Linked DNA regions of Mus musculus: region 2 is linked to region 1. The links are chromatin loops, found by intact Hi-C in ENCODE. Cell type or tissue: left cerebral cortex. All regions are shown on one strand. Links, peaks and the distances in the headings refer to the core of each region. The heading gives the core; the rest is flanking DNA. Region 1 holds the start of Vamp1 (vesicle-associated membrane protein 1). Region 2 holds the start of Iffo1 (intermediate filament family orphan 1).

Region 1 (14,812 bases), core at 2,232-10,231:
TTTTTTTGAGACTGGGTCTTGTTAGGAGTTGATCTTCTAGCCTCAAGTGATCCTCTTCTCCATTCTCTTCTGTGTGGTGAAATTACAGGTAGATGACATCAGAGCCCTGGTTCCCCCTCACCTTTATTAATATTTGAGATGATATAAAATTCTAGGTTAATAATCATTTTGCCCAGGTTAAAAATATTTATTTATTTTTGTGTGTGTGTGTGTGTGTGTGTGTGTGTGTGTGTGTGTGTGTGTGTGAGGGCTCCAGATCCACTGGAACTGGAGTTAAAAATGGTTGTGAGGCACCATTTGCCAGCTGGGAAGCAAACCTGGGTCTCCTGGAAGAGCAGACGGTTCTCATCCTGTCGAGCCTCTCTAGCCCCTGAAAGCTCTTTAGGCGCTGCTGCACTATTCGCCTGCACTGATGGTGCTGTTCTCCCTCCTGTCCCATGTTTATTCTCTTGTTGAAAGATTTCAAAACCTCCTGTTTTGCTCTCCTGTTCTGAGATTACAGAAAGATGTGTCTAATTTAATGCTATTCTTTTTCTGTCATTGTGGTAGCTAGAACCCACAAGTTGGTCTGGACAAGCTCATTTAGTTCAGGATAATTAATTCCCTGCCCACACATTTCCTTTTCCCATACATCCCAATTTCCCCCTTTTCATATTCTTTATTACTCAGACGTTGAACTACTTGGCATGGCTTTTTAATTTCCTTAATTCGTGTCTCTGTCTCTCTGTTTCTTGGCATTTCTTCCCTGATTTGTTTTCAGCATATGACCACAATTTATTTCTCTTGGAACTGTCTCTGTGGAAATTCCCCAAGGCCTCCACTGAAGAGGAGCTTACCAGGGAGGTCTGCATTGCTCTTGCTGGTGCTGGGTGCCACTGTCAATGCCAGACCACTTGGAGATTCTTGCCAGGATGATTTTAGGAAGAAAAGATGCTAAGGCTCTCAGAAGTGAATAAAACAAGGATTTCAGGCAAAGTATTAAAAACACAGTTCAAGGTTATGAATTCAAATATTTAAAAGGACAAAGAGAGCTTCAGCAGCCACCTAGTTTGTAAATAATTTCAATTGAAGAGCATGCGGGGGCCAGTACTTTAAAAACTCCCTTAGTTGCCAATATAGGGATTCCAACTTTATGTAGGGGCTTTCTGTTAGGGATTGAACTTTGAGTAAGACCATCATGCTGTTTCCTATGCTATGCTGCTACCCCACGAGGCCACCACGCTCAAGAGCAATGCTCAGCTGCCTCTCCAGATGTCAGCTTTCACTTGTTTGACCTTTAGTCCATGTTTTCTTTCTCATCAGCTCATGAACATACTTTTAAAATTCCTATTCAGTGTCATCCCAGCACTTGGCGGGGGCTGGGGGGGCTGAGGTGGGAATACGGCAGAAAACCAAACCAAGTCATACCTGCCATGAGGCAAAATGATCTAAAAGCGGGCAGCAGTAATGCCCACATTTAATCCCAGCACTCAGGAGGCAGAGGCAGGCGGATCTCTGAGTATGAAGTCAGCCTGCTTTACAAAGCGAGTTCCAGAACACCCAGGACTACACAGAGAAACCGTGTCTTGAAATCCAAAATCAAAACCAAAATCATCAATTGTAAAGTGCAACAGAATAAAAAACAGGGCAGGGGTCAGATCTAAAGTAACAAGTTTAGAGAAGAAAAATAGCCGTGAATGGCATTTGTGGTAATTAGGTAGGTACCCGGTAACAAGACTGGACACAGGCTTGAATCTAGAATTGTCCCCCCTTTTCCGTTCCGTCTTTCTTTTGCCATTTGGCAGAAATTTTGCTGTAGCTTAGTCAGGCTCTACCCACACTGTATTTGTCATACCTGCTCATGAACATCAAAATGTCACAACTTGCAGAATGAATGCCAGGCCCTTGAAAGGAAGTTCCAGAGGGAGAAAAGGAGTATGTCCTGTCCAGTAATGAAATGCTGCATGCATCTCCAAAGACGTAAACGCTTGCACACAGGACACCAACATGTGGACATCTGAGTGAAACACATGATTGCCTGAGAGTTAGTCTCTGGGGGATGGGGATGGAGCTCAGTTGGCAGAGTGAATGCCTAGCATGCAAAAGGAACAGAGTACGCTGACCAGCGCTGCAGAAAACTGGGCATGGTGGTAAACTTCTGCAGTCCTAGCATTCAGGAGGCAGAAGTAGGAGGACCAGAATTTCAAGGTCATTCTTGACTACATTTCATGTTTGAAGCCAGCCTGGACTACACAAGCCTCTGTTTCTGCTGGGAAAAGAGTCTCTGAACGTCAAGTTGTAACTGTCCTATTAATGTTACTATGTTCTCTTTCCTTTTGCATGGATGCCTAAGATATAAACATTTACACTGCATCCAAAACCTAAGCTTCCACTAAATGTAAAATAAGAATTCTAAGGCTAGGAAAACGCAACCACAGCTATAGATTCCTTTAAAGCTGTGAAGCATAAAATAATGTTGAATTTTACAACTGATGTCTAGGAAAGGGATTCTACTGGAAGAGAGAAGAAACGTCTTTAAGTATTGAGAAGGAAAAATTGATTCTACTTAGATTTTGGAGGAGGAGTAAAGAGGAAAGGGCTGGGGCTGGAGAGAGATGGCTCAGTGGTGGAGGGAGCATATTGCTTTTGCAGAGGGTTTGGTTCCCAGCACTCACATATACTCAAAACCATCTAGGGAATAACCCTCCTCTGGCCTCCAAGGGCACCCAAGCATGCATAGATGCAGGCAGAAACTTGTACCATAATATATATATACATATGTGTGTGTGTGTGTATATATATATATATATATATATATATATATATATATATACACACACACACATACATACGCATAATGTGTGTGTATATATATATACATATATGTGTGTATATATATATATATACACACATATATATGTGTGTGTGTATCTATATATCTGTATATATGTATATATCTATATCTATCTATCTATCTATCTATCTATCTATCTATCTATCTATCTATCTATAGAGAGAGGTCTCAAAAAACAAAACAAAGCATAAACATAAAATAGGGAAGTCTACTTTAGTTCAGGTTTCTGGGCTGGGTTAACTAAGTCGCTGTGTTAACAGGTTTAGGGATGAAGTTCGTGATAGGGAAGAGAAGAATGAAGAATGTGGGTTTTATGGTCTCAGGCAGGGATGGTGACGGGGTGGTCCTGTGGCCAAGGACTTCATGAATATGCATTCACTGCTGAACCTCGCAGCCAGTTGGATTCCAGCGTCTAAGTCACTTGGGTTTCCTTCTGCCAGGTGCTGTGGGCGGGAGCGGTAAGAATGACAGCAGTCTCCAGCTCAGCGATTGGCTGGTAGGCACCATAAAAGGTCTAACTCAGCGGCGGAGACAGAGTTTGAGCTGGACTTTAAGCAAGCCACTTTTGTATTGGTCAGTGAAGAAATAGAAATAAGAGGACAATGGTAATTGCTGTAGTTGTGGGGGCGGGACTAGCAGGCCATTTCTCACGAGGATTGGACCTGGAGGTTTTGACATCATCCGAGAGGCGTGGTCATGTCTAATAAAGCCGAGAGCCGGCCCTGCACCTGCAGTAAGTTCCACCGCAGTTAGAGTTCCGGGTGTTTCGTGTGAGGCGGCGCTCGACAGTTCCGTCTGCTTCAGCCGCAGTGTCTCCCTGCCCGTCTCGTTGCATTCTCCAGAGAGGGGACGGACCTCCACTTCCTCTTTCAGAAAAATGTGAGTTGACTCTGCTCTAGGGTCCTCGACACCTCTTTACCGACTCTCCCCCGCAGTGTCCGACTCTGCGGGACGGGAAATGGCGCATTGCAGCAGCTGCGGCGACGCCGGGAACCACCAGCTCGCGCCGCCCCCAGACCGGGCCACCCCGGACTGCGGGCAGCGCTCCATCCCGCACCAACTGCAGCTGGCACTCCATGGCAGGGCGAGGGCGCGGGGGTCCCACGTACACCGCACCCTCCCCTCTTGTCTTTGTATCGTGGAACCCCAAAGGGGAAAAAGTGGGGGAGGTATAGATTCAGACAGGAAACTCGGAGACCCTTTCTTGTTTGACAGACTCTTAAAGCCTCTGGGAAGACTTATAGGTGTTCCTGTCCATTCTTGACTTGGAGTGCCCGCAGTCTCTGCGTTATGCATGCCCCTCACCCAGAGTGTGATGTACCTGCCTCATGGCTGTGAGCAAAGCTGCAGAAACTTAACTTGCTAGTTCTGTGGCGCCTTGCGAGTAGCTCAGAAAGTCTCAGGGGACAGTGGTATGAAATCTTAATGCAGCTGTTTATGCTAAGGCGATTTCCAGTGATCAAGTCCTAGCCAAATAAATATTGGAGGAGAAATAGGGAGAACAGTGAATTCTTCATTTTATCCAAAACACATAGTTTAGCCTTTAGCTCTTTTTGGCATCATCCCCTTCTGTGGCCAGATAAATTAAGAACTTCCCTTTAGGATCACATACACACAATGAAGAATTTTCTTTCTTTTCATTTATTATCTGAATCTCTTGCCTGGTGCTAGATTTATTTGTGTTTGTTCCCTCTTCCTCTCTCTCTCCCTCTTCCTCTCTCTCTCCCTCTTCCTCGCTCTCTCTATCCCCCTTCTTTGTTTGGCTTTTCCATATAGGGTTTCTCTGTGTACCCCTGGCTGTCTCAGAATTCCCTCTATAGACAAGGCTGGCCTTGAACTCAGAGATCCACCTGCCCCTGGCTTCCAAGTGCTGGGATTAAAGGTGTGCACCACTACACTCTGCTTGTGTTGCCTCTATTGGCAAAAGGGGGGCAGGATTTTGTATTACATAAGGGTTATAACTCCCTGAATAGGTTAGGGTGGAGTGTTTCTACCTGCCACAAATAGTAAATAAAGTGAGTTCTCCAAAGCTTCACAGCCATTTTATCCGTTCTCTGCATTAACATTCTGTGCAGTTTTTACAAGCCCATAGATCTAGATGTTTAGGGGAGGGGAGGGGTCCTTCTTAGTTGACTGGCTGCAGGTAGTTTCATGTGTGATGTTTGGAAGGAGGTTGAGAAAGCATGGTGGCTAGCAGGGAATCACGAGGTCTCTGACCTTAATCTTGTCATTGGTGCCACCATCCTGGACACCTTCCAACACTAGCTGCTACCAACTCATTGAAATCCCTCCCTCTGGTCTAGAACTAGATTGCTTAGCTAGCTCAGTAGCAGTGCAGATCCTGTGGCTCCCATGGCTTTGCAGATTCCTCTATGTTTAGGAAGGAAATGGGAAAGCGGCCCTTTAAGTGGAAGAAGCTGGTGTAATCTGCTAATAGAGTCTTTCTGAGGGGCTTCTACATCTTGATCTTAGCCAAAAGGCCGAGAAGCGGTTGGGGTTATTACATCGTGTCTAGAACATTTCCCTTAGTTATGGAAAAAGAGATTCTGCATCTTGGTTCTGTTGTAATTAATCAAGGAATTTACTTTTTTTTTAGCAACTTTCTGGTGGCTTAACCTTTACTGTACTTATTCTTGGACTTTTCTAGCAAAGATTTTTTTTTTTTTTAGCACTTAAGAAATTTCTATTCCCCATCAAATTTTAGCTTTCTCTCTTTACCTTGCTTCTGTGGGTTTAACTCTGGGAACTCGTTAGCTGGTGACTGTCAGAGAGGAGTTCATCTTCAGGCCCCACCGTTGCTTTAACCCCAGCAGATGGGGAGGCAGAGGCAGATAGATCTGTATTTCAGGCTAGCCTGGTCTACATAGAGAGTTCCAGGACACCCAGGGCTTCGTGAGACCTCATCTCAAAACAAAACACCCGAAACACAAACCAAACCAAACCAAACCCACTCTGGATTATTCCCTTCTAAGGCCGTGGGAACGCTTTGCCCTCAGCGGTGCTGGTGGAGAGACTTGAACTCACAGCAGTGTAGTTCAAGCTTCCTTATCTGACACGGGACTGGGTAACTATCCTGAGACATCGCCCAGTCTGAAGATGAATGGACAGAGTGTCTGCTGTGTGTACACTGAGGACTGTTTCTAGCATTTTTATTTCTGGTCTGTGCTTTTCGGAACGACTAGTATAATTGTTTTAGGTCTCAGATTCATTTTAAATGAAACTCCTGGCTTCTCTGCCAAGAACAGAACAACCGGCTTGGATTCACTCCACCTATACAGACTTTGCTTTTGGTGATTCTCCAAACTGTCTTTGCAGCAGCCGTGATGTTCCAACTACAGTGTGAAGCCCAACCGGGAACCAGACCCTGCCCCAAGCAGGACCGTCGACTTGCCCCTTTCATATTCACACTTCAGATTCACGTGGCCTTACGATTTAATGTTTTCTACAAATTTCTCTTCCCCTGGATTGGGTTGTCCCATCTTATTTCATGTGAGGAGCTTGTAGTGGCCAGGCAAATTCCATCTAGGTCAAGGCTGGCATATTTGTCCCTATGGCCATTGTGCCAGAGGATGTGTCTGAGTTTGCCTCTCAGTACTTGGGGGTGGCTGAGGAGCTAAAATGCCTTCCGTTTTCAATCAGCATTTGCTTTGGTGGTGTGAGGTGAGGATGCATAGGATTCTTTTCTTGTCTCAGTTACGTTGTGTACTGTTTGCCTCTCTCCACAGGTCTGCTCCAGCTCAACCGCCTGCTGAAGGGACAGAAGGAGCTGCCCCTGGTGGGGGTCCTCCTGGTCCTCCTCCCAACATGACCAGTAACAGGCGGTTACAGCAGACCCAGGCACAAGTGGAGGAGGTAGGCGCCTGGCACCCTCCGTGAGAGTGTCTAAGTCAAGGATCGGTTTACCCATCTTCCTCTTTTTTATAGGGGAGAGGCTCAGGGGGTGGGGTGGGGCAAAGCGTGCCATGGATCCAAAGGCCTTGGCTTGTGATCTCCCAGGCATTATTCATTTTCTCGGTCTCTAGGGGGGAAATCTCAGCGTCTTTATTTCTGCAATCTCCTTAGGTGGTGGACATCATGCGTGTGAATGTGGACAAGGTCTTGGAGAGGGACCAGAAGTTGTCAGAGCTGGATGACCGGGCTGACGCCTTGCAGGCCGGAGCATCACAATTTGAGAGCAGTGCTGCCAAGCTAAAAAGGAAGTACTGGTGGAAAAACTGCAAGGTGAGATTCCCTGCCCCCTCCAGCTTTTCCTGCCTCGCTCCCCTCTCAGGAGGCAAGAGAGCCATTAACTTCTCATTTTCTTTCCTCTGAAATCTGGAAGCCTCCTTGATATGTAGTACCTGTGTTGGCCACCAGGGTAGGCTAGAGTAACAGAACCACTAAGAAAGCCCTAGGTAGAGGAACTCAGAATTTAGACTAGTGAGGTAGCTCTTTCTCATTTAGTATCTTCTGCAGAAAGTCTCACCTGGCTCTTTCCTCAGACACCCAGCAGCCATACACTGGCTCAGTATATGTATTTAAACATCCACAACTTCTGTAGCCTGAGCAGGTACTTCACAAAGTTTGCCCATCCATTGGAATTCCAAGAGAAAAAAACAAACAGGCAACAGGAAGTAAACAACATGAGGCTGCAGGTCCTATGCTCCTGAGGTTGTGACCGTACAAGAGGCAGAGGCCTGTGGGTGGTCCCATCTCTGAGTGCAAGGGCTCATGCTCTGTCCCCATCTGTCTCCTCAGATGATGATCATGCTGGGAGCTATCTGTGCCATCATCGTGGTAGTGATTGTAAGTAAGTATCGCTGAGGTCGCTGATGGGGTGAAGAGGTGGGAAGGTCCTGGAGACTTCTCCCAGCCCTGCCTGCCTGCCTGCCTGCCTGCCTGGGGAGTGGGGCCGCTCTGCAGAGGTATGGAGACGGCTACTGGGGGATCGTCGTCTGGTTTGGGAGGGAGGAAGGGCAAAAACAAGGACATTCCTTGATGGACAAGCCGCCCCCCTGCAAAGGATTGTGGGAGATTGCCCCTTCTGCTGAGGAGGTGGGTTGAGCTGTTTGCCACTAGCTTGGGTCCAAGGGAGACCTTGGGGCTGGGGTGCCTGTTACTGAGAGACCTGAATGTCTGGTGATGTGCTGTAACTTGCCCTCTTGTTCTCTCCTGTCTCTTTTTTCCTTCTCCGTCTGGGACTTGCTGGTTCCTGTGTCCAGTCTACTTTTTTACTTGAGAATGTGCCATCCCTTCCCTGTTCTCCATTGCCACCCAAGCTCATGTCTCTTCCCCTCTGTTTGCTTTCTCAACAAACTCCTCCATCCTCCGTTCTCCATCCTGGCCCAGGCTTCTCCATGACCCTTCCTTTACTGTTGCGTTCATTTGCACCCTTCCTCAAAACTAGAAATGCTGCTCGTGGTCCAGTCCTGAAGTCACTACCCGAAGACAACGGCTGGCACCTCCTCCTTACCCATTTATCGTGTGCCTGGAGCTTAAAAGAGTTGTGGCCAAAGGGAAGGAGGGGGCCGGGAATGGCAGAGGTGAAGTGTCTGAGAAGTTAGCATAGCTGAGGGGAGGAGAAGGGTATTTGTGTCCATGGTGTCTCCAAGAAAGGCTGGCCTTTGGCAGGAGGGGAGCAAGAATAGTTGGGAAGTAGTAGCTTGCTGCCAGTGCATGTGTATATGCACATGTATATGTACATGCACATGTATATGTATATATTAGTTGGGAACTGTTGTCCTTATTTGAAACTTTTCTCCCATACCAGGCCTGCCTTTGGTCCCAGAGGTCTGTTTAAAGACCAACTTCAAATCCCTTTTAGAAAAAGTCAGACTTGTATTTTGTAGCTACTCTTTACATGTCAGTACAGGATTTTCTGTGTCTGTGGGGAACTTTACAGCCTTTCGCTCGCTTTGTTCTCTGTAGGCCTAGGAAAGGCGTACTTTCTGGTTGTAAAAACACCAGGACACTCTTACCTTCTCCTAGAAGCCATCCCACATGCTTCTCTTCATGTCACCTGAAGCATTTGATGTTATTCATGAAGGCACCAAATAATTTCAGGGAATCAGGGGCTTGGAAAATAACAAGCTTTCAGGAGTGTGCTTCTTGCCATCTCACTAATGAAAGGCCTGTCCCTCCCTTGTTGTTGATCACGAGAAATGAGAGCTGCATGGCAAGACTCCCAGGCTGCCACAGAACACTTTCCTCCACACTACCCTGTATGTAACACGGGGGGAGGCAGGAGGGCCTTTCCAGAGTTAGAGAAGTCCACTGATCCCGCAGCTCAGTTTTGGATAGGAGGGTCCAGGCTGTGTTGGTGTGCCGTTGCGCTGCTGTGCGGCATGGGCCTCGCATCCGCAGCTGCCTGCCACTCTTCCGTTAGTTCTCCCTGCAGCCGCTGTGCCCATCCATTCTGCATTGCCTCCTGTCTTTCACTCCCTTTGCATGCTGTGTTTGTTGGAGCCGAGGATAGGAGCTGCACAGTCTGTCTCGGGGGCTTCTTCTAGTGTCATGATAGGATCCCGCATGGGACAAAGCCAGGTGCCCGGCGGGTGGAGGGCAGGGTGGGAAGAGGAGGGCAATGTTCTCAGACCTCTATTCCTTCTGTGCTCTGGTCCACAAACTGGAGGAGGCAGGGCCGTGCTAGGCCGGGGGTCCACTTCCCACGCAGCAGCCTTTCGTTCTGCAGAGCCATCGATCCTTCCTTTCCCTTGGCCCATTTTCCACCTTCCCTTCGTGCTGCCTCAGGGCAGGGCTGAAGAGCTGGAAGAAAGCAGTCAGTGTAGCCTCCCAATGTCCCCCGAAGGTCTCCACTCTGCTCTGGGCTTCCCTTTGCCTAGTGCAGGGAGCCATCTCTGGAGAAGAAGCAACACTGTCCTTGGTGTGTCCCAAGCCTGGAGCGTATGTTCCCTGTTGGCCCACCCAGCCCCAGCACGGGAATTATTTCCTGGGTTTCTGTCCATCTAAGGCTTAGGTGTAGTTGGCATTCGTTCTTCTGGGGGTGTTAGTCCTTCTACTTTCTATCTCACCTCACCCTGAACCCCCTTCTGTGTCTCTGCAGTCTTCTCTCCCTCCCACCACCCATGTGCATGAGCAAATATGCAGCTAACCCTGGGACTTTGCAGTCAGTTGAAGCCAAGCTTCCCACATCTCCTCTTTGTTTGCCATGGGATGATGTGGGGCTTCCATCGTGTCTGTCATTACCTCTGTCTCTTTCCTAACCCAGTCTCACAGTTTATGTATAGTAGTAAGAGTTGTACTTCCACCAAAGGCATGTGACATATTTACCAATCTCATGTATTCTCAACAAAGGCGAAAAATACAAATTCCTACCACAACATTGACTTGATTGTTGTTTGGGCTGTGCTGGGGAGGGGGAGAGGAAGGTGGTGTCCTATGTTGGCTCTAGGCCAGAAGGGCTGATGTGTGTATTCTTTGTTCTTCCTGGAGATTAAAGTCTCTGTGTTGGCAGCGGAAGTGGTCTGTGTCTTAGCCTTCATACCTGAAACAGCCAGGCTTGCAGGTGCTGGTGAGAGGAAGTGCTGACAGGAAGCTGAGTGGGCACCAAATGCTAGCAGACAGCTGCAGGCTTTCTCAGCCCCTCCCAGGCCTCTCCACCTGCTTGTCACCTCTTGGGGGAGGCTTCCAGCCCGTACCTCCTTGGTCCTCATGCATGATTTGTTCCCCTCTTCAGCTTCATTTCTATTTTCTTTAGTTTTTCAAGACAGGGTTTCCAGTGTGCCCCATTGTGCTTGCCTTGTAAGTAGATTCTCCATACTAATTCTTCTGAAATAGCAAGTTCACTTCAAGATCTAGTTCTGTTTATTGTATGCGTGTGAGTGTTTGCATGTATGTATTTACAACATGTGTGTGCCTGGCATCCAGATCCTCCCCAGAGCAACCAGTGCCCCAGCCACGGGGCCATCTCTGCAGCCCTTCCCCCACCTCCTTTTAAGACATTGGTCTGTTCCTAATGTCTGCAAAAACTAGCTTCTAAACCCAGAAAACCTTCCCCCCACCCACGAGACAAGGTTTCTCTTTGTTGCCCTGGCTGCCTTGGAATGTACTCTGTAGACCAGGCTGTCATCAAACTCAGAGAGATCCCCCTGCCTCTGCTGCCTGAGTGCTGGGATTAAAGCATGCACCATCATTCACAACTTAATTTTTAAAATCTTAATTTAGGGCTGGAGAGTTGGTTCAGCAGTGAAGAGCACTTGTTACTTCTGCAGAGGACCTGGGTCCAATTTATAGCAGCTATATGGAGGATCACAACCTCCCACCCCGACCCCAGCCCTCTGTGTGTCCCCGGGGATCTGACACTCTCTCCTGGTACCAGGCACACAGGTGGTGTACATACACACTTGCACACAAAACACTCAACACACATAAAATGGTAAGATAAATAGATCTACTAAAGAGAACTCTCAGAGGACCTAGGTCTCGTTTGCAGCACCCACATGGCCACTAACACCTGTAGGTAGCTACAGTTCCAGGGGATCCAGGGCCCCGTCTGACCTCTGCAGGCATCTGGGTGCGTGTGGTACACATACACACAGGCACACTCATGCACAGATATTTTTAAAGATGCATTTGTTTTTATTTTATGCATATACCTGTTTTTCTAGCATGTATGTGTGAGTACTACATGCATGTCTGGTGCTTTAGGAAGACAGAAGAGGGCGTTAGACTCCTGGAATTAGTTACAGATGGTTGTGAGCTACCATGTGGTTCTGGGAACCAAATCCAGGTTGTGTAGAAAATCTACCAGCGCTCCTATCCACGGGTTGCTATCTCTCTAGCCCCCCACTTTACTTTTGATAACAGACATCATAATTCATGGTCTTTATAGGCTCGGATGCACTGTATCCATAAGGTATTTCATAGCAGTGAGCACAAGGAAGCTCTCGTGCAGCTGAGGGAGTGTTGTATAACTCTCCCAAAACTCCTGGCAGCTGTCTGAAGGGTCAGAACCCTAATATCTGATGATGTAACGGTGCAGATGTAGCCCAGGGCCTCTGCTTCGTACCTTGAAACAACGAGTTGGGAGTTGGAGCAGCTAGGAATGTTTTGGAACCAACAGGGAGAGAGAGAAGAAAGTGCGCTGTAGTCACAGCATGTTTTTATTTTGACAGTGTTGGCATTCATGAGTGGTCACAGCCTCTCCCGCTTCCCTCACTTTGATCCTTTTTCTAAGAGAATTTTTTTACATCTGACTTTTTTTTCATTTACTCATTTTACATTCCAATATCAGTTCCCTCTCTCCTTCTAGTACCTCTGCATGAAGACCCACCCCCATTCCTCCTTCCCTTTCTCCTTTGAGAAGGAAAGCCCTTTTTAGGTAACCCTCCCCTGTGTGTCCCCCCACCCCCGATTTCTTTTTTTTTCTTTTTTATTAGATTTATTTATTTATTATATGTAAGTACACTGTAGCTGTCTTCAGACACTCCAGAAGAGGGAGTCAGATCTCGTTACAGATGGTTGTGAGCCACCATGTGGTTGCTGGGATTTGAACTCCAGATCTTCGGAAGAGCAGTCGGGTGCTCTTACCCACTGAGCCATCTCACCAGCCCCCACCCCCGATTTCTTAATACCTCACATAGATGGTGTTAGCTTCCACTTTGATAATTCTGCCATCCTCTTGTCCTGTCCCTTTTCATCAGCCCAGGGCTCTCTTCTCAATAGCACAGAAAGCAGAGACTTGTACAGTCCAGGGCCAGTACTGCACTCCCAATGTGCTGGCACCTTCAGGCCCAGCTCAGCCCCACACCTCACACGGGGTCCTTTAAGTAGCCAGGATGTGGAGTACTTTACTTTGTATTCGGAGGCAGGCAGGCGGCTACCCAGAATGCCTCATAGGCCTGGTGGACCTTGATGAAGAAGCTGAGAGAAAAACGGAACAAGATTGTTTTCAATAGGGATAATTCCAAAAGCAGATGTTGGGGGTATGGTAGAAACATCTGGAACTCAGCACACTGGACTTCATCCCTGGTTTGGGTGGGCAGATACCTGAGAGTAGGTTGATCTACAAACTCACCTTGCTGTCTGTGAAGTCCCAGAAACAACAACAGCGCAGAAAGGAAGATGATGCTGGCAAAGATGACTCCCAAGGTTCCTCTCTGCTCTGTGGGTGAGAATGAACACAAGACCACATGCTGAGCCCTCACCCTCCAGTACCCCTCCCCTTAGGAGGGGAGCTCTGGCCTGGGTGCTGTGAATCCTCACGGAAGGACGGGAGCCTGCCCACGCAGCAGCACTGCACTTGTTCAAGACTCTCAAGTTTGTGTGTTGCTGTTCTGCCTCTTACTCCATCGGGGCTTTGTTATTCTGAGACAGGGCCTCATGATGTCCAAGCTGGCTTTGAACTTAGGAGTCCTGCCACAGCCTTCTAGTGCTGTGTTTATAGGCACACCCCACTAGACCCTATTCTATCTCAGGACATTTGAAAATGTTTTACAGAAGAGAATGAGGCTATCTCAGTGACTACCAGCAAATAGCTGGGGAATGATGTGAGCCAAAACAAAAGGCAAGCTTTGGGGAAGCTCATAGTCTAGCGAGCAACCAAATAGGTCTGGAGCTCTTGGATATTTCATTGTGAGGTGCACATCCTTTCCTGCCTGAAACTGCAGCATTCTGTGGCCTTTGGGATGAAGTGTGTGTAGATATAGGGTGTAAACACGTAAGGGCTTGCAGCTTGCCTTTTGGTTATAGTGTCTCCTTTATTGTATATTGGTAGAGAACCTGGGGCAAACTGCTCAGTGTCTGCAAATGCCAGCTTACTCATCTGTAAGATGAATTCTGGACATGGCGATGGTGTCTGTAGTCCCAGCTATTTGGGAGGCTGAGTAGGAGGGCTGCTTGGCAGAGGAGTTTGAGGCCAGCCTGCTCAGGAAGACCGGTTTCCAAAAATAAATGGGAGGTGTAATATGTGAGATCACCCTCAGAAGCTCTTGAGTATATTGGGGGTGGAGAGTTGGCTAAGAAGTCAAGAGTTCTTGTTGCTCTTGCAAAGGACCTGGGTTCCAGTCTTAGCAGCCACATAGTGGCTGACAAGCATCTGTACCTCCAGTGCTAGGGGATCTGATGCCCTCTTCAGGTCTCCATGGGCATTGCTTGCCCATGGTGCACTACAGCAGGCAAACCACGCAAACACATAAAATATTAAAGTTAGTGTAGAAGCTGACTTTCCAATGCTTGGTCATATGGGTGTGCAGATGTAATCGTCTTAAGTATCATTGCCTCGTGCCCTTTTTTGCACACACCCTCAGGCCCCTAGGTTTTCTGTAGACTCTTGTGTCGTTTGGTTTTCATATGGACTGTGCTTCCAGTCTTAAGGGCTTCCTGCTGAACTTGGGCTGGGCTCAAAGGTCTGTTTTGGGTCTTTTTCCCTGTCTGCCTCAATTTGTCTCTCTAGCTCCTATGGGAAGGAGCAGCACTCCTTTACCTCTGATACCCAGCCCAAGCTTACTCATCTCATTATTTGGAGGCTGGGGATTCATAGTGGTAGAGGATGCCACTCTGGGAAAGATAAAGATAAGATAAAGAGTGTGCAGAAGGTGGAACTGAGGAAACGCATGAGAATAGCACACAGCCAAAGATGACCTGTAAGCAGGGGAGTCCCAGCCTGAATACAGACAGGGGAGGAGAGAGGACACCCCCAGTACCTGGATTTGGCAAAACCCTCATGCTGGTTGTAAGGGGCTCCTCCAGGGAGACGTGGGCGACTTGGCAGGTGTAAGTGGCACCTGTGGGGCCTGGGTCAGCCATCACCGTGGAAGAAATGCTGTAGGTTCCCATCGTGCTCTGCCTGAGGCTGGAGAAGGAGGCACCAGAGACTTGGGCTGGAATTCCACCCAGCTCCTCTCGAATCCACGTCACTCCCACATCCAGAGGATAGTAGCCGGCAATGCTGCAGACGAGGGAAGGCAGAGGATCCTTGTTTGCCAAGTGCAGTTGTATTTTGGGGGGAGCTGGAGAAAGAACAAGGAGTAAGATTTTAGA
Region 2 (14,812 bases), core at 4,183-12,182, 74 kb before region 1:
CACCCATCATACGCTTTTTTGTTTTTGTTTTTTCAAAGCTGGGTTTCTCTGTGTAGTCCTGGCTGACCTGGAACTCACTCTGTAGACCAGGCTGGCCTCAAACTCAGAAATCCTCCTGCTTCTGCCTCCTGAGTGCTGGGATTAAAGGCGTGTGCTACCACTGCCTGGCTTTTTTTTTTTTTTTTTTTTTAAATAAATAAAGCAAAGCATTTTAAAGTAAAAGACCTTAAAATTAAAAACTAGAGAGGAAATACAAATGACATAGTTTCTGTGTCAACCCCTGCATTGTCTTTAGCTTCTGTCTTTGCTTCTGAGAGAACATTAGATTTATGTTTAGGGAAAAGTAGCCCACAAGGGAGGGGCAGACTGTGACGCAGGGTGGCAAAGGGCTGCCTCGTCAGACACGGGTCTTCTCTCTTCCCAGCTGTTGCCTATTGAAAGAGCTGCCCTGAAGCAGAAAGCCCAGGATGCCACAGCTGGGTGAGTTTGGCCACAGGCAGGAGGGGAAAATATGAAGGAGGAGGTGTCTGTCTGGGCTTGAACCCTGGTCCTGGCCTTGTTTTTAGGGTCCTGTGGAATGAAGAGGACACTGATGAAGATGAAGATGATGATGGTGTGTCCCCTGAGTCCCACCCCAGAAAGGATGACAAAGCAGAGGGGGATTTGCAGATTAATGTGGAAGATGAGGAAGCCTTTGTGCTGCCCCCTGCTGGGGAGACGGACCAGGATATCCTTTGAGTGCAGAGTGGGAGTGGGAGGAGAGGGCCTGAGTGGGGCTCTCTCAGGCTAGGATTCGAGGCCACATTTCCTTAATGAGCCCACATGGCCAGGCTCCAGACCTGCAGCGAGTTCACAAGCGGATCCAGGACATCGTGGGAGTGCTGCGGGATTTCGGAGCTCAGCGAGAAGAGGGCCGGTCTCGAGCTGAGTATCTAAGTCGGCTTCAGAAGGACCTGGCCACTTACTATTCTTATGGAGACTTCCTGCTGAGCAAGCTCATGGAGCTGTTCCCTCTGTCTGAGGTACCGGCAGCTGCTGCTTCCGCTTCCCTTCCCTTTGTACGGCTGTGATGCCGTTTACCCGCTCACACTGTGTGCTGAGCTCATGGGCTCTTGGCTCAGCCCTGATGCACTGTCTCCATCGCAGTTGATCGAGTTCTTAGAAGCTAATGAGGTGCCCCGGCCAATCACCCTTCGGACCAACACCTTGAAAACCCGTCGCCGAGACCTTGCTCAGGTCAGTGTCCTTTTAATTCAGAACTGGACTCTGGCTCACCCGTGAATCACCCTGCCCAGTTGTAGCTGGGTGTGTTCTTCAGACCTGAGAGTGCCTTGTTCCAAGCCTGGCCCCCAGGCCTGCGATCTGTGTGCCTCTGTGCTGCCTGCGCCTGGGATGCGGCACCAGCGTGGGGAAGAACTGCGACCTAGGGGATTGGAGGGAGGGCACCAGGAAGCCGAGAAACGATGCTCGCCCCAGGAAAACATAAAAAACACACAAGAGTAAGATTTTATTCTTACACAAGGATTCGGGAGCCCCAGGTTAAAGACTTTGCTTCTAGCCAGGCAGTGGTGGCGCATGCCTTTAATCCCAGCACTCGGGAGGCAGAGGCAGGCGAATTTCTGAGTTCGAGGCCAGCCTGGTCTACAGAGTGAGTTCCAGGACAGCCAGGGCTATACAGAGAAACCCTGTCTCAAAAAAACAAAACAAAAAAAAAGACTTTGCTTCTAAAATCAGTAGTGTTAACCTTGCATACTGTCTTAGTCAGGGTTTCTATTCCTGCACAAACAATCATGACCAAGAAGCAGTTGGGGAGGAAAGGGTTTATTCAGCTTACACTTCCATACTGCTGTTCATTACCAAGGAAGTCAGGACTGGAACTAAAGCAGGTCAGGAAGCAGGAGCTGATGCAGAGGCCATGGAGGGATGTTACTTACTGGCTTGCTTTCTTATAGAACCCAAGACTACCAACCAGCCCAGGGTTGGCACCACGTACAGTGGGCCCTCCCCACTTCCAGCTTGTGTCAAGGTGACACACACAACCAGCCAGTGCACATACTGTTTGTTTTTTATTGTTGTACTGAGCTTATTTTACGTGTTTTATTTATGAGTATTCACCGTGTGAGTGTGTGGGAGCTATGGATTGTTGTGAGCCACTATTTAGGTGCTGGCATCCAGTCCAGAACCCCTGCCACAGGGACGGGGCTAAGCCATCTCCAGCCCTGCGTATTGTAGTTTCATGTTTTGTTTTTGAGCCAATCTCACTATGTAAGCCCTTGCTGGCCTTGAACTTACAGAGATCACCGGCCTCTACCTTCCAGGGGCTGAGATTAAACGTTTTGTTTCCTTCAGGTTTTGAGGCAGGTCTCATGAAGCCAGGCTGACCTAAAGCTTGCTTTGTAGTACAGGTTACCACTGAACTTCTGGTCTTCCTGGGTTTGCCTCTGGAATGCTGGGCTACAGGCATGTGCCATTGGAATGCTGGGCTACAAGCATGTGCCTCTGGAATGCTGGGGCACAAGCATGTGCCTCTGGAATGCTGGGCTACAAGCATGTGCCTCTGGAATGCTGGGGCACAAGCATGTGCCATTGGAATGCTGGGCTACAGGCATGTGCCATTGGAATGCTGGGCACAAGCATGTGCCATTGGAATACTGGGCACAAGCATGTGCCATTGTGCCTAGTTTTATGCACTGCTGGGGAGTGAGCGCACATGCTGGGCAAGCACTCTACCCACTGACACACGTCGGGGTACCCCAGCAGTTCTTCCTGTATCCTAGCTCTAGACGCGATGCCCAATTGGGCTGTGTGGTTAGATCCGGTAGTTTACATTTTTAATCCCAGCACTTGTGAAGTTGAGGCAGACCGCTCAGGCTACATAGCTATACCCCATGTCAAAACAAGGGTCTTGGAGGACGGGCTAGAGTGGCTCAGTGGTCGACCCTTTGTTCAGGCTTTACAAGGCCTTGGGTTCCACGCACGCACTGTAGGCAGATGGCATATGGATGGTATAAGGGGGCAAGATCTGCCAGGTGAATCTGCTGGCTGTCATGAGAGCTGTGCTTGGAGCTGCAGTGCAATGGACCAGGTTCTCCCGCATGGCTGTCTTGGGGGTAGAATATCATGGTTTTGACATCTCCCTCCTTATTCTCAGGCTCTGATCAATCGTGGGGTTAATCTGGATCCACTGGGGAAGTGGTCAAAGTCTGGACTTGTGGTATATGATTCTTCAGTGCCTATTGGTAAGTGTCCCCAGCTGGTAGCTAGCCCTTCTGTCCCTTCCCTCTGCCAGCATGTCACACCATGGCCCTCCTTCACAGGCGCTACCCCTGAGTACCTCGCTGGACACTATATGCTGCAGGGAGCTTCCAGTATGTTGCCCGTCATGGCCCTGGCACCTCAGGAGCATGAGCGGATCTTAGACATGTGCTGTGCTCCTGGGGGGAAGACCAGCTACATAGGTATGCAAAGGGCAGGCCGGGTGCAGGCGTCTGCCTGTACTTCAGAAAGAATCTAGATTGGTGACACCTTAAAGGTGATCCAGTTTGGTATGCCGTCACCTCACAGAAAGGGAGGGGCAGTTGGAACAGGAAGCTAAGCCTCTTCTAGGAAATGGAAGAGCAGGAGACTGAGCCAGAAACCTGGAGTTTAAAATTGGGGAGTTAGGCAAGGGGGCTGGGCTGTGGCAGAGTGGCAGAGCAGTTTGCTTTAGCGTGCACAGACCTAGCATGCACAATGCCCCTCGCAGAAAGGGAGGGGCAGTTTCTGCAATCTAGGCTCCAAGTTCAGCTCTGTCATTTAACCTGTGCCTGGCCTTGGTTGACTTCTGATTTTGTTCTCCCTAAACTGGGGGTGGGGGTGGGGGGTGAGACGGGGACCAGAAAGATGGTTAGCAGAAGGGGAAGCCATGTGGATGGACTTAGTACTGGCTGTCTGGGCAGAAAGGAGTTGGCCTTGGAGGGATGGGATTGGGCTGGGGAGGAGGTAGTGGGTGTGAGGCAGAGGAAGTGCTGCTGAGCTGGCTGGCACTCCCTGCTCCCTGCCCCTAGCTCAGCTGATGAAGAACACAGGAGTGATCCTTGCCAACGATGCCAATGCAGACCGGCTCAAGAGCGTGGTGGGCAACCTGCACCGCTTGGGAGTCACCAACACCATCATCAGCCACTATGATGGGCGCCAGTTCCCCAAGGTGGGCTCTTGTCTTTCTGAGGCTTGCCCTTGGTGACATCACTGTGTTGTGCTGTCCTTATGAAATTAGAAGTATTGCTTGCAGCAAGCATCAGGTTGACGGCTCCTTTCCACAGGTGGTAGGGGGCTTTGATCGAGTGCTACTGGATGCTCCTTGTAGTGGCACAGGAGTCATCTCCAAAGACCCTGCTGTGAAGACGAACAAGGTGAGGGCCTGGGCCTGGGCCTGGGCCTGGGGCCGCTTGAGAGGCTTTGGCTGATCTTGTGGGGCTGGAGTGTCATGATCAGAGAAGACCCCGTAGGCAGCCGCTCCGTTCCTCAGGCTGTCTCATGAAGTCCCTCACTCCTGGTCTCTTGGGCAGGATGAGAAAGACATCCAGCGCTGTGCCCACCTTCAGAAGGAACTGCTGCTCAGTGCTATCGACTCAGTGAACGCTGCCTCCAAGACCGGAGGCTACCTGGTCTACTGCACCTGTTCCATTACGGTGAGACCTCTGCGGGGGCAGATGGCGGAGGCTGCTGTGGAGGGCACTGGACTCTGAGAGCTCTCTCAGCTCCACCTGCACGGCCATCCTTCCTATTTGTCCTTTCCACATCCAGGTGGAAGAGAACGAGTGGGTGGTAGACTATGCCTTGAAGAAGAGGAATGTGCGGCTGGTGCCCACCGGCCTGGACTTCGGCCAGGAAGGTTTTACCCGCTTCCAAGCAAGGCGCTTTCACCCCACTCTGCGTTCCACCCGGCGCTTCTACCCTCACACTCACAATATGGACGGTTTCTTTATCGCCAAGTTCAAGAAATTTTCCAATTCTATTCCCCAGCCCCATGCAGGTAATCTGCTCTGCTCTTCCCTACCACCACCTCCTTGGCTCTCTGTCTTTTTAGTGTGTGTGCGCGTGTGCTATATGCAGCATGGTGCATGTGTATGCAGTGTGATGATACATGAATGCATGTGTGTACAGCGTGATGCATGTGTCCGTTGTGTATGCAGTGTGATACATGTATGTATGTGGTAGAGTTGTGTTCATATGCGTGTGAGAGAGCTATAGCTCAACCTCAGCCATTGGCCTCTGCTCTCCACCTGACTCGCTTATGTTGTATCGTGTGCGTGTGCGTGTGCGTGTGTGTGTGTGTGTGTGTATACGCGTGTGTGTGCGTGCGTACGCACCAGCACACCTATCAGAAAACACATGGAGCTCAGAATAATTTGGGAGTTGTCACCTTCCACCACGTAGTCTGATCAAGTTTGGGCTTGATGGCAGACACCATTACCTGCTGTTTTCACCTCACCATCGCTACTCTTTAAAGAAATGTTGTTTAAAATTTCCCACTACCACCACTTTCCCTCCCAGTGAGTCCATTGAGTGTTGGCTATGTGGATGGATGTGGGACCATCTACTGGAGTGTGAGTAACCTGACAGCCTCCCATCCATCCCTTAGGAAACCTGACTACACCCCCAGCTGCAATCAGTTGCCAGGTACTCCTGAGATAAGACTGGGACTTCATGCTCTACTCCTCACAACACACACACACCCTACTTTTCTCTTTTAGTTAAACTGTCTGGACCACAGACACCTGGGATCAGCCTGCAGTTCTGCCTTCTGGGTTTTTGTTTTCACTTGGATTGGCAGTAGCTAGATGTCGTGTCCTCCCCCCCCCCCCCCCCCCACACACACACACACACACTTTGCAGTGTGGAGAGCAGAGGGTACAGCATGGCAGGGAGAGGGGAGCTTGGTGTTCCCCTCAGCCACTGCACTTGGAGGAAAGACCCTATCCTCTCAGCTGCAGTTGTTCCTGAGCCCTGAGCCTCGACTGTGCGGGTTGAGGGGGACGCGTCACATACTTCTACCAAGAGCCCAAGTGCATTCCCACTGCAGGCTGTGCTTGCTTTTGATTCTTGGCTCTGCTGGCCCAGCATCTCTGCACTGGATTGACAAACTGCAGAGCTCTGGCAGGTCATGGAGCTTGTGGCTGTGCAATTTGTTTCCTCAGGCATCCTCCTGTTGGCCTGCAGCTCGGGAGGGCGGGGTGTTCTGAAACAGAGCTCTGCCTGCCTTGGGTTAGTCGGAAGGGAGGAGAAGAGGGCCTGAGTAGAGTGGGTAGTTTCTGGCTTGGTTTTTGTTTTTTGGGTTTTTTTGGTTTGGTTTTTCGAGACAGGGTTTCTCTGTGTAGCCCTGGCTGTCCTGGAACTCACTCTGTAGACCAGGCTGGCCTCAAACGCAGAAATCCGCCTGCCTCTGCCTCCCGAGTGCTGGGATTAAAGGCATGCGCCACCACGCCCGGCTGATTTTGTTTTCAGTAGCTGCAGACTTAGAACATTGCCAGGTAGGTGCTCTGCACAGTGCAAAAACCTTAAACAGCACATTTTAAGAGGCAAAGGCATCTTTTGAGTTTGAAGCCAGGCTGGTCTCTATGTAGTAAGTCCAAGACCACCTAGGCTACATAGCAAGACCTTGTCTCAGAAAAACCCAGGAAAAAGCAAGTTTTGATATAAGTGAAGTCCATATTTGATGATGTTCTCATTGATACTAGCTAGGTTCCCCACATTGCATGACAGTCTGAGATAGGACAAGCGAGCAAGTGCTTTAGGCTTGCTTTAGAGCCTGGGACTTACTCCTTAGAATGTCTTGTTATATACTGCCCTCCTGAGGGAGCAGCTTCCTCTGAAAACCTGACAAGAAGAGTAGTAATCCCTTAAAACGTGTGGGGCAAATAGTTTCAGTAAAAACCATGAACTAGTGTGAGTAGTCAGTTTTTGGGCACTATCCTAAGGTGTGGGCCTTCGTTATTGTTTCTTTGGATTTTGGTGGGTTTTTTTTTGTTTTTTTGCCAGGTTTTTTATTATTATTATTATTATTATATGTAAATACACTGTAGCTGTCTTCAGACACTCCAGAAGAGGGAGTCAAATCTCATTACAGATGGTTGTGAGCCACCATGTGGTTGCTGGGATTTGAACTTCGGACCTTCAGAAGAGCAGTCAGGTACTCTTACCCACTGAGCCATCTCACCAGCCTGGATTTTGGTGTTTGAAGACCGGGTTTTTCTATGTAGTCCTGGCTCTCCTGGGACTGGCTCTGTTGACAAGGCTGGCCTGGAACTCGGATCCATCTGGCCCTACCTCCTAATTGCTGGGATTAAAGGCTGTGCCACCACCACTGCCTGGCAACTGCCTTGGTTTTTGTTTGTTTGTTTTTTGAGACAGGGTTTCTCTGTATAGCCCTGGCTGTCCCGGACCTCACTTTGTAGACCAGGCTGGCCTCACTCAGAAATCTGCCTGCCTTGTTTCTTAATGATCAAGCCATCTGTTTAATTTTTACCTCAGGAAACTCGGCAGCAGCTACCCCTACAGAGCCTGACCTGAAGGATCAGGTCACCCCAAAGTCTGAGAACGGTAGTCAGCCCACCAAGAAAGCCCGTGGGGCTGTGAAGGCAAAGCAGCAGTTGCTGAGACAGCCACATTCCAAGAAGCCCTTCCAGAAGTTGAACGGCATCGCCAAAGGGCCAGGCTTGTCCACTGAACCTTCTGTCCCAGATGCCCAAGTGTCTACCAGGCCCAGTCAGTCTGCTGGGAATGCTGACGTGAACAGCAAACGAAAGAGGTCTGAGAAGCTGAAGCAGCGGGGACCTAAGTGGAAGCCCTCTAAGGAGGCTGCTGTCCCAAAGCCGAGCGCCCCTTCCAGGGTTGAGGACTCGAGAACACCTCCTGTGCCGACTCCCTCTGAAATCCGTGCTGCCCCAAGGCCTAAGGACTGTGCTCCATCCCTTGGGGAAGCCAAAAAGAAACAGAAAGGAAAGCAGCAGTTAGCACAGCAGCCTGCTAATGGAGCTGCTCCCCTGAAAGAAGATGCTGTTTCCAAGGGACCCTCAGCCCCCTTTGTGTCTCCCCACAGTTCCACCAGGCCCCCACCAGCAAAAAGGAGGAAATCAATGACAAAGGGCAACAGCCAGCCTCTGTTGTCTTAAATGGACTTGGAAACTTGACATTGTCTCTGGGTTGGAACTTTTAGATCCTGATGCAAGGCTGGCCTCCCCCTGTGCATACATATGAAATTTAATATACATATTACCACTCCTAGTTGCTGTTGTGTTTTTTGAGGGGACTGGGTACTGGCGGTTTGTAGGAAAGTGGGCCTGGGTTTCTCTGGGGAGAGACAGTTGTGCACTATTCAAATGACTATTCAAATGGTAAATTTCTCCCTCCATTTCTTAGTCTTCATGGGAAAAAGTAAAGGAGTCCGACCCAGGGTACCAGGTAGAAGAGAGGGCAGTAGGGAAGACTGTCTCTAAAGAGCCAGAGGTCCTGTGCCTACAGTCAGAATCTTAGGCTGTGGCTCCCCGGGAAGGGCTAGTCTGGCTCCTGCCGGGGTTGACCCCACTCATGGGGCCTCAGACCCGGGAAAGGTTCAGCGCTGATGCCCTAATGAGGGCCTTTCATTGGCCCCCTCTGCTCCCTCCCTTATGACCTTTGCCCTCCTGCCGGGCTATCTGATTGGTCACTCGTATCCCACAAGCATCTCATTGGCTCTTCTCCTCACCCTCTGCTGCACTGGTCTCCTTCTCCCGGCAGAAGGCGCAGCCATGAATCCGTTATTTGGTCCCAACCTCTTCCTCCTACAGCAGGAGCAGCAAGGCTTGGCCGGGCCGCTGGGGGACCCTCTGGGAGGTGACCACTTTGCCGGGGGAGGGGACTTAGCCTCGGCTCCGCTTGCCTCGGCCGGCCCCTCTGCCTATTCGCCTCCGGGGCCTGGTCCGGCGCCCCCCGCAGCCATGGCTCTCCGCAACGACCTAGGCTCCAACATCAACGTACTGAAGACCCTGAACCTCCGGTTTCGCTGCTTCCTAGCCAAGGTGCACGAGCTAGAGCGCCGAAATCGGCTGCTGGAGAAACAGCTGCAGCAGGCTCTAGAGGAGGGTAAGCAGGGCAGGCGGGGCCTGGCCCGCCGTGACCAGGCGGTACAGACCGGCTTCATCAGCCCGATCCGGCCCCTGGGGCTGCCCCTGAGCTCCCGGCCGGCCGCCGTGTGCCCCCCATCAGCGCGGGTGCTGGGCTCGCCCTCCCGCTCGCCAGCTGGACCCTTAGCATCCTCTGCCGCCTGCCACACATCATCCTCCACTTCCACATCCACTGCCTTCTCCTCGTCGACCCGCTTCATGCCTGGCACCATCTGGTCCTTCTCTCACGCCCGCCGGCTTGGACCAGGACTGGAACCCACGCTGGTGCAAGGGCCTGGCCTGTCGTGGGTACACCCTGACGGGGTGGGCGTCCAGATCGACACCATCACCCCTGAGATCCGTGCCCTGTACAACGTGCTGGCCAAAGTGAAGCGGGAGCGGGACGAGTACAAGCGAAGGTAGGGACAGGGTTCAAGACATGCCCCACACAGACACGACAGGGGCAGGGAGTTAGTTAGTGAGGGTTCCTAGAACGGAGAAGTGGGGGGCGGGGGGTGGGGGGCGGAGGGCAAGAATCGTGTTAACAAGAGTTGAACTTCCTGTGATGATGAAAAGTGAGGAGCAGGGAAAGATTTGGTTGCAGGGACCCCAGAATCCACAGACAGTTCTCAAGTCAGACTGGTGGCTCGAAGCCTTCTAGAACACTGGGAACTGATGCTTTCTTCTGGCATGTCTCCCTGTCTTATGCAGGCTGCAGTGTCTGCGTGACTCTGCTAACTGTGGGGTGTTGTGTGGTATGAAAGGGAGACATCCGAGAGAGCTCTGCATCTGTGGGTCTTGGTTGTCGGGCCAGCTTCAGACCTTGGGGGCAATTTCAGGACATAAACTCCACATATGGGGTGAAGGATGCGGCTTTAATTCTGGAGGCAAATTAAGTGAAGTTGGAAGGAGGTAGTGAAGGGCGACTGTGCCTGCCCAGGGCCTCCTCTAAGGCATGTCCCCAGAAGCCAGGTCTCACCCTGGTTCCATACAAGAGGCTCAAGGACTCCGGAAGCTAAAGATATTGCTTGGAACAGTCAAAACACACAGGAAAAGAGAGAAAGGGTATGGGGTCTCCTAGGACAAGGAGAAGGGATGGCTGTCATAAAGCTGGTGGGGGCGCTCTATCAGAAGAATCTCCAACCAGAACCAAGTAAAAAAAAAAAGTTGGGACATGGGCACGCCCTACAGAGATACAGATCGGCTATCTCAGGACCAGCACTGTGTGTTCTGAGGGTGAAGGTTTGGCTTTCTGAGAGGAACCCTGTCCCCAGCAGGTTAACATAAGAGTTAAGAGGAAGGGATGTCACATTGGAGTGCTGGCTGTTTACCAGGAGGACTCCCTGGATGGCTGGTAACCAGGCAACAGGACAGGGCCACAGGCAGAGAGAGTTTTCTCAAGGCTGACCAGGCCCTGGTTGAGGAGGAAGTTGGTGGCGGTCAGAGGGGAAGCCCAGATTTGGAGGCTCCAGTGTCTTACCTAATGTGACCCTTTGGGGGATAGCCTGGTCTGTGTGTGCAGGCCAAGGTGGCAGGGATCGCTATCTGGTTATAGCCGTGTGTGAGGACTATTTGGAGGCCCTGGAAACACTTTGTAGGCTCTGGGTGACCTTCAAGGGTTGGTGATCTCTTAGCATCCCCCAGATCGCATGCATCAGCAGGCTTCCTGAAGTTCAATCCTCACCCTGGCTTCCATGACTGTGGCCCATGTCTTTGGGTTTTTAGTTATCCCAGCCTCTAGGCACCGCCCAGGGCCTGCCCGCACCTGCCTTCTCCCCTGAAGGGCTTAACAGCCAGTGGAGCATGGACAGTTCTGGAGTTCTGCTCTAGTCCTAGGAACAGCTGCTCCTCTCCAAGCCATCTTTTAAAACAGAGACTGTTTGTCCTTGGTGCAGCTGTCTTGGGCAGCAAAGAGTTATCCTTGGGGACTGGTTAGCTCATCACTGCAGCACAGGGTCGTGCAGAGGGCCCGCGGCTAGGATTGCATGGTACACGACACTCGCCCTTCCACCCCAGTGCCCCCTCCCTCCTTCTGAGCTCCTCACACCGTGCCCCCACACCCCACTCCGTTAGCCTGGATGGCATGCAGAGCTTGATTATTAAACTGGGCGGGATGGAGGCCCCGCCACCCCCTAGCTCCTGTCTTTAGCTCCTTTGCCTGGGTGATATTTTTCTTGGGGCTCAGTTTTTCCAGTAATAAGGATGCTCCTTGCTCTTTCCCTTCAACTCAAATATAGGATTTATTTGCAGGCGAAGCCTTTGGTAAATGTAGTAATTATGAAATTTGCCCAGATTCTACCCAAGTTATGGGAACCTTGCAAAAAAAACAAACAAACTGAGATTTGAATGCAGGCCACACTGCACCCATCGGTACCTGGCTGGAGACCACTGCGGGCATCTAGATAATTCAGATTTCTTTCCCTGTATGAGCCATCTCATTAAGCATCATCTTGCCTTAAACTTGCTCGTGTTTCACTGGGATTTATCAAGTTCATCCCTGACGCGTCTTGGCCAGGGTCGTAACCTCTTGTCTATCCTATGGGCTTTTCCTCTAGAGACTCACAGACTCTAGGCACACAGGATGCCACATCCCATACTTGTAGAGGAAGAAACCAGAGCCTAGCAAAGACAAAGGTCTCATGTAAGAAAACGTGTAACGTGAGGTTATCAGACTCTGTCACTGCTGGAACAGAGGGAGAAGCAGGCGAGGGGGAGTGCAGGGCTGGCAGGAAACAGGATAAGAGGGTGTGAGGGAGGGCCACAGCTGAGCTGCATGGTCAGCTGCAGGGTGGTGGCTAGGCTGGCTGCCTCTTCCCCTGGCTGCCTGGAGTTATTATTAGGAACACTGCAGTGCGGCTGTAGGTGCTGGACATGGGAGAGTCATAGAACCCGAGAGGGCGAGGGAGGGGCAGGAGCAAGGAGAGAAGGGGCCCGAGAGCTTAGTCCTCCTGACTGCAGAGGCTGTCCTCGGCTGCCTCCTCTCCATGGGTCTCATTTCGAGTCTTCTTCTTCAGCTCCGTTGCCCTCCTTTCTGAGGCCAGAAGAAGCCTGTGCAGGCAGAGTGCAGGCGGAAGTGATGAGATCACGCACACAGGCATTGCCTTGGGTGCTGAACCTGCATGGTCAAGCAGCACCCCAGCTTCCATCTCCATGACGATGGAATGTGCACCTAGCCCTGGGTAGCGAGCGCCCCATAGTCACTGCTCCATAGCAAGTGCCTTCGGCCTGCTGACAGTGTGGGTCTGAGCTCTGGGTGAGAGATGCTGTACAGCTTGGCCGTGCCTTCTCACCCACTCACGGTTCCCTTTCCCCTGCGTGCGGTTATTCAGCAATAGCTAGCTTCCCGTGCCCACTTTTTTCACGCTGCTGGGGGGACATCACGCCAGCCCTGTGACCTTCTTAGAGCTCACTTCAAGGGGCTGGGTGGGGAAGGACTTTGCTCCCAGCCAGGCTGCTGAGCAGCTCTTGACCCAGCCTGTGTCCTGCAGATGCTTTCACAGGAGGCAGGGCACAGCCTAACAAGCTCTGGTCTGTGCGGGCAGGAGCGGGAGACCGGATCTGTGCCACTGAAGGTGGGAGACTGGGTCATAGGGGGGACATGGTGGATTGGTGTGTGGGCAGGAGGTGGGGGATGAGACCAGCCAGACAGCTGGCGGAACCGGGCCGGTGTGGGGATGGGTACTGCAGAGGCCCAAGTGGTAGCAGTTGTTTTTAAATATAGTTCTTGGTACGTGGTCCGGAGGTTCTGGGCAGGCAGTTGGTGAGCTCAGCCCTTGCCAGGAAGTGTGGAGCCATTCAACAGCTGCAGCTGCCCCCTGGCCGGCCGCCTGTAAATTCTTGCTTCAACCAGTTCCCATCTAGGGAACCAGACCTGAGGTCTGAAGCCTGGGCCTGAGACGGAGGGAGGGACAGGAGCTGTCACTGTCACGGCAGGAGGGACTCTAGGCTGTGTTCTCTCCCCTTCCCAATGTCTGTCAGGTGGGAAGAGGAATACACGGTTCGGATACAGCTACAAGAGCGAGTGACTGAGCTCCAGGAGGTGAGGGCAGCCACCCCACAGCCCCTGCATCCCTGTCCCCACCCCATGGCTTTTCCCACACTGACATCATGTCCCCGTCTCCTGGCTGTAGGAGGCCCAAGAGGCCGATGCCTGCCAAGAGGAGCTAGCCATGAAGGTTGAGCAGCTGAAGGCAGAGCTGGTGGTCTTCAAGGGGCTCATGAGTAATGTGAGTTCCTGCCCTCCTCCCCCTGGTCCTCGCCCCTTCCCTTCCTCCCTGGGCTTTGCTCTTCCCCACGGTCTCCATTGTTGCCCTGTTGTAAAGGAGGAGGCTCAGCCTCATGGTTGGTCCAAGCCATTAGCGGAAGCAGACTCTCTGGCAGCTCACACCTTAATCCCAGCCCTCGGGAGGTGGAGCCAGAACCATCAGAAAGCTGAGGGGTTCAAGTCCAGCATCAGCTATGTTTAAAAAAATAAAATGGGGGCTGGTGAGATGGCTCAGCAGGTAAGAGCACTGACTGCTCTTCCAAAGATCCTGAGTTCAAATCCCAGCAACCACATGGTGGCTCACAACCATCCATAATGAGATCTGATGCCCTCTTCTGGTGTGTCTGAAGACAGCTACAGTGTACTTATGAATAATAATAATAAATAAATCTTAAAAAAAATAAAAAATAAAATAAAAAAATAAAACAAAATGGGAACGTGCACAGCTCTGGAGCCGGCTGCCTAGGCCCAGGTGTGAATTCTGCCACTCAATAGCTGTCTGGCCTTAAAGCTCTTCCTTCCCCACCAAACCTCTTTGCTTCATCTGTGGAATGTGGAAAAGCGCAGGAGGAAGGACATCTCAAGGTCGCCTTGAAGCAGATGATGCCCCTGGCTGGTGTGTACTGCTAGACAGTGAGACAAGTGTCATTTATTATCTCTCCCCAACCCCAAACCCCCTGGTTCTTCTTTTTCTTTTCTTTTCTTTCTTTTTTTTTTTTCTAGACAGGATTTCTCTGTGTAGCCCTGGCTGTCCAGGAACTCACTTTGTAGACTAGGCTGGCCTCAAACTCAGACAGAAATCCACCTGCCTCTGCCTCTCAAGTGCTGGGATTAAAAGCGTACGCCACCACTGCCCGGCACCCCCTAGTTTTTCAAAGCAGTCTTACTCTGTATAACAGCCCTGGCTGTCTTGAACTTGCTCTATAGCGCAGGCTGGCCTTGAACTCTTGTTTTGTTTTGTTTTTGTTCGTTTTTTTCGAGACAGGGTTTCTCTGTGTAGCCCTGGCAGTCCTGGAACTCACTTTGTAGACCAGGCTGGCCTCGAACTCAGAAATCCACCTGCCTCTTCCTCCCAAGTGCTGGGATTAAAGGCGTCCGCCACCACCGCCGGGCTAGCCTTGAACTCTTAGAGCGGCCCCTGCCTGCTACCCTAGTGCTGGGATGGAAGGCATGTACCACCACTCCCTGGCTGTCTCTTTCATCTCTGGAGATTTACATTCAGGAGGATATAAAGAACTGTTGTTGGTTTAATGGAGGCCCTGCTCGTCCCAGACTAGGCGGAGCCCTCCCAGGTCTATGTGGCTGGGTGTGAGTTTCATGAGGCTCCTGATGGATGCGCCAATGTGGTCGGATGGGCCCCTGAGAAAAGGGATGCTTCATCCAGCAGGTCAGGGCTTCGTGGAGGAGGTGACAGTGGTGTACTTGG

The links. Peaks named below come from ENCODE experiments on the same cell type or tissue, not always from the same donor. Only the 100,000 strongest peaks of a DNase experiment are listed, where the experiment ranks them.
Region 2: it touches region 1 in a loop (2.1-fold over the local background); 3 of 42 quality-filtered maps call a loop at or near these places.

What each region holds. Positions count from the first base shown.
Region 1 is chr6:125,212,016-125,226,827 of GRCm38, forward strand. It overlaps Vamp1 (vesicle-associated membrane protein 1), which reads left to right and starts at 3,566. Exons shown (of 5, transcript NM_009496.3): 1 at 3,566-3,712; 2 at 6,559-6,685; 3 at 6,896-7,054; 4 at 7,571-7,622; 5 at 8,035-10,291. The coding sequence starts at 3,711. The coding sequence ends at 8,051. Tapbpl (TAP binding protein-like) reads right to left here. Exons shown (of 7, transcript NM_145391.2): 5 at 14,476-14,781; 6 at 12,849-12,935; 7 at 12,190-12,694. The coding sequence ends at 12,651. In left cerebral cortex, for the core only: CTCF peaks have their summits at 3,627, 3,830 and 7,188; DNase peaks (open chromatin) are centred at 3,430, 4,747, 5,045, 6,070 and 1 more place; H3K4me3 peaks cover 2,619 bases; H3K27ac peaks cover 1,367 bases.
Region 2 is chr6:125,136,489-125,151,300 of GRCm38, forward strand. Nop2 (NOP2 nucleolar protein) reads left to right here. Exons shown (of 16, transcript NM_138747.2): 6 at 425-480; 7 at 567-727; 8 at 823-1,022; 9 at 1,147-1,236; 10 at 3,152-3,239; 11 at 3,318-3,458; 12 at 4,047-4,186; 13 at 4,302-4,391; 14 at 4,548-4,670; 15 at 4,786-5,014; 16 at 7,513-8,265. The coding sequence ends at 8,153. It overlaps Iffo1 (intermediate filament family orphan 1), which reads left to right and starts at 8,736. Exons shown (of 9, transcript NM_001302779.1): 1 at 8,736-9,541; 2 at 13,101-13,161; 3 at 13,253-13,348. The coding sequence starts at 8,769. In left cerebral cortex, for the core only: CTCF peaks have their summits at 8,756, 8,956 and 10,224; DNase peaks (open chromatin) are centred at 8,714, 9,327, 9,828, 10,472 and 2 more places; H3K4me3 peaks cover 3,831 bases; H3K27ac peaks cover 4,063 bases.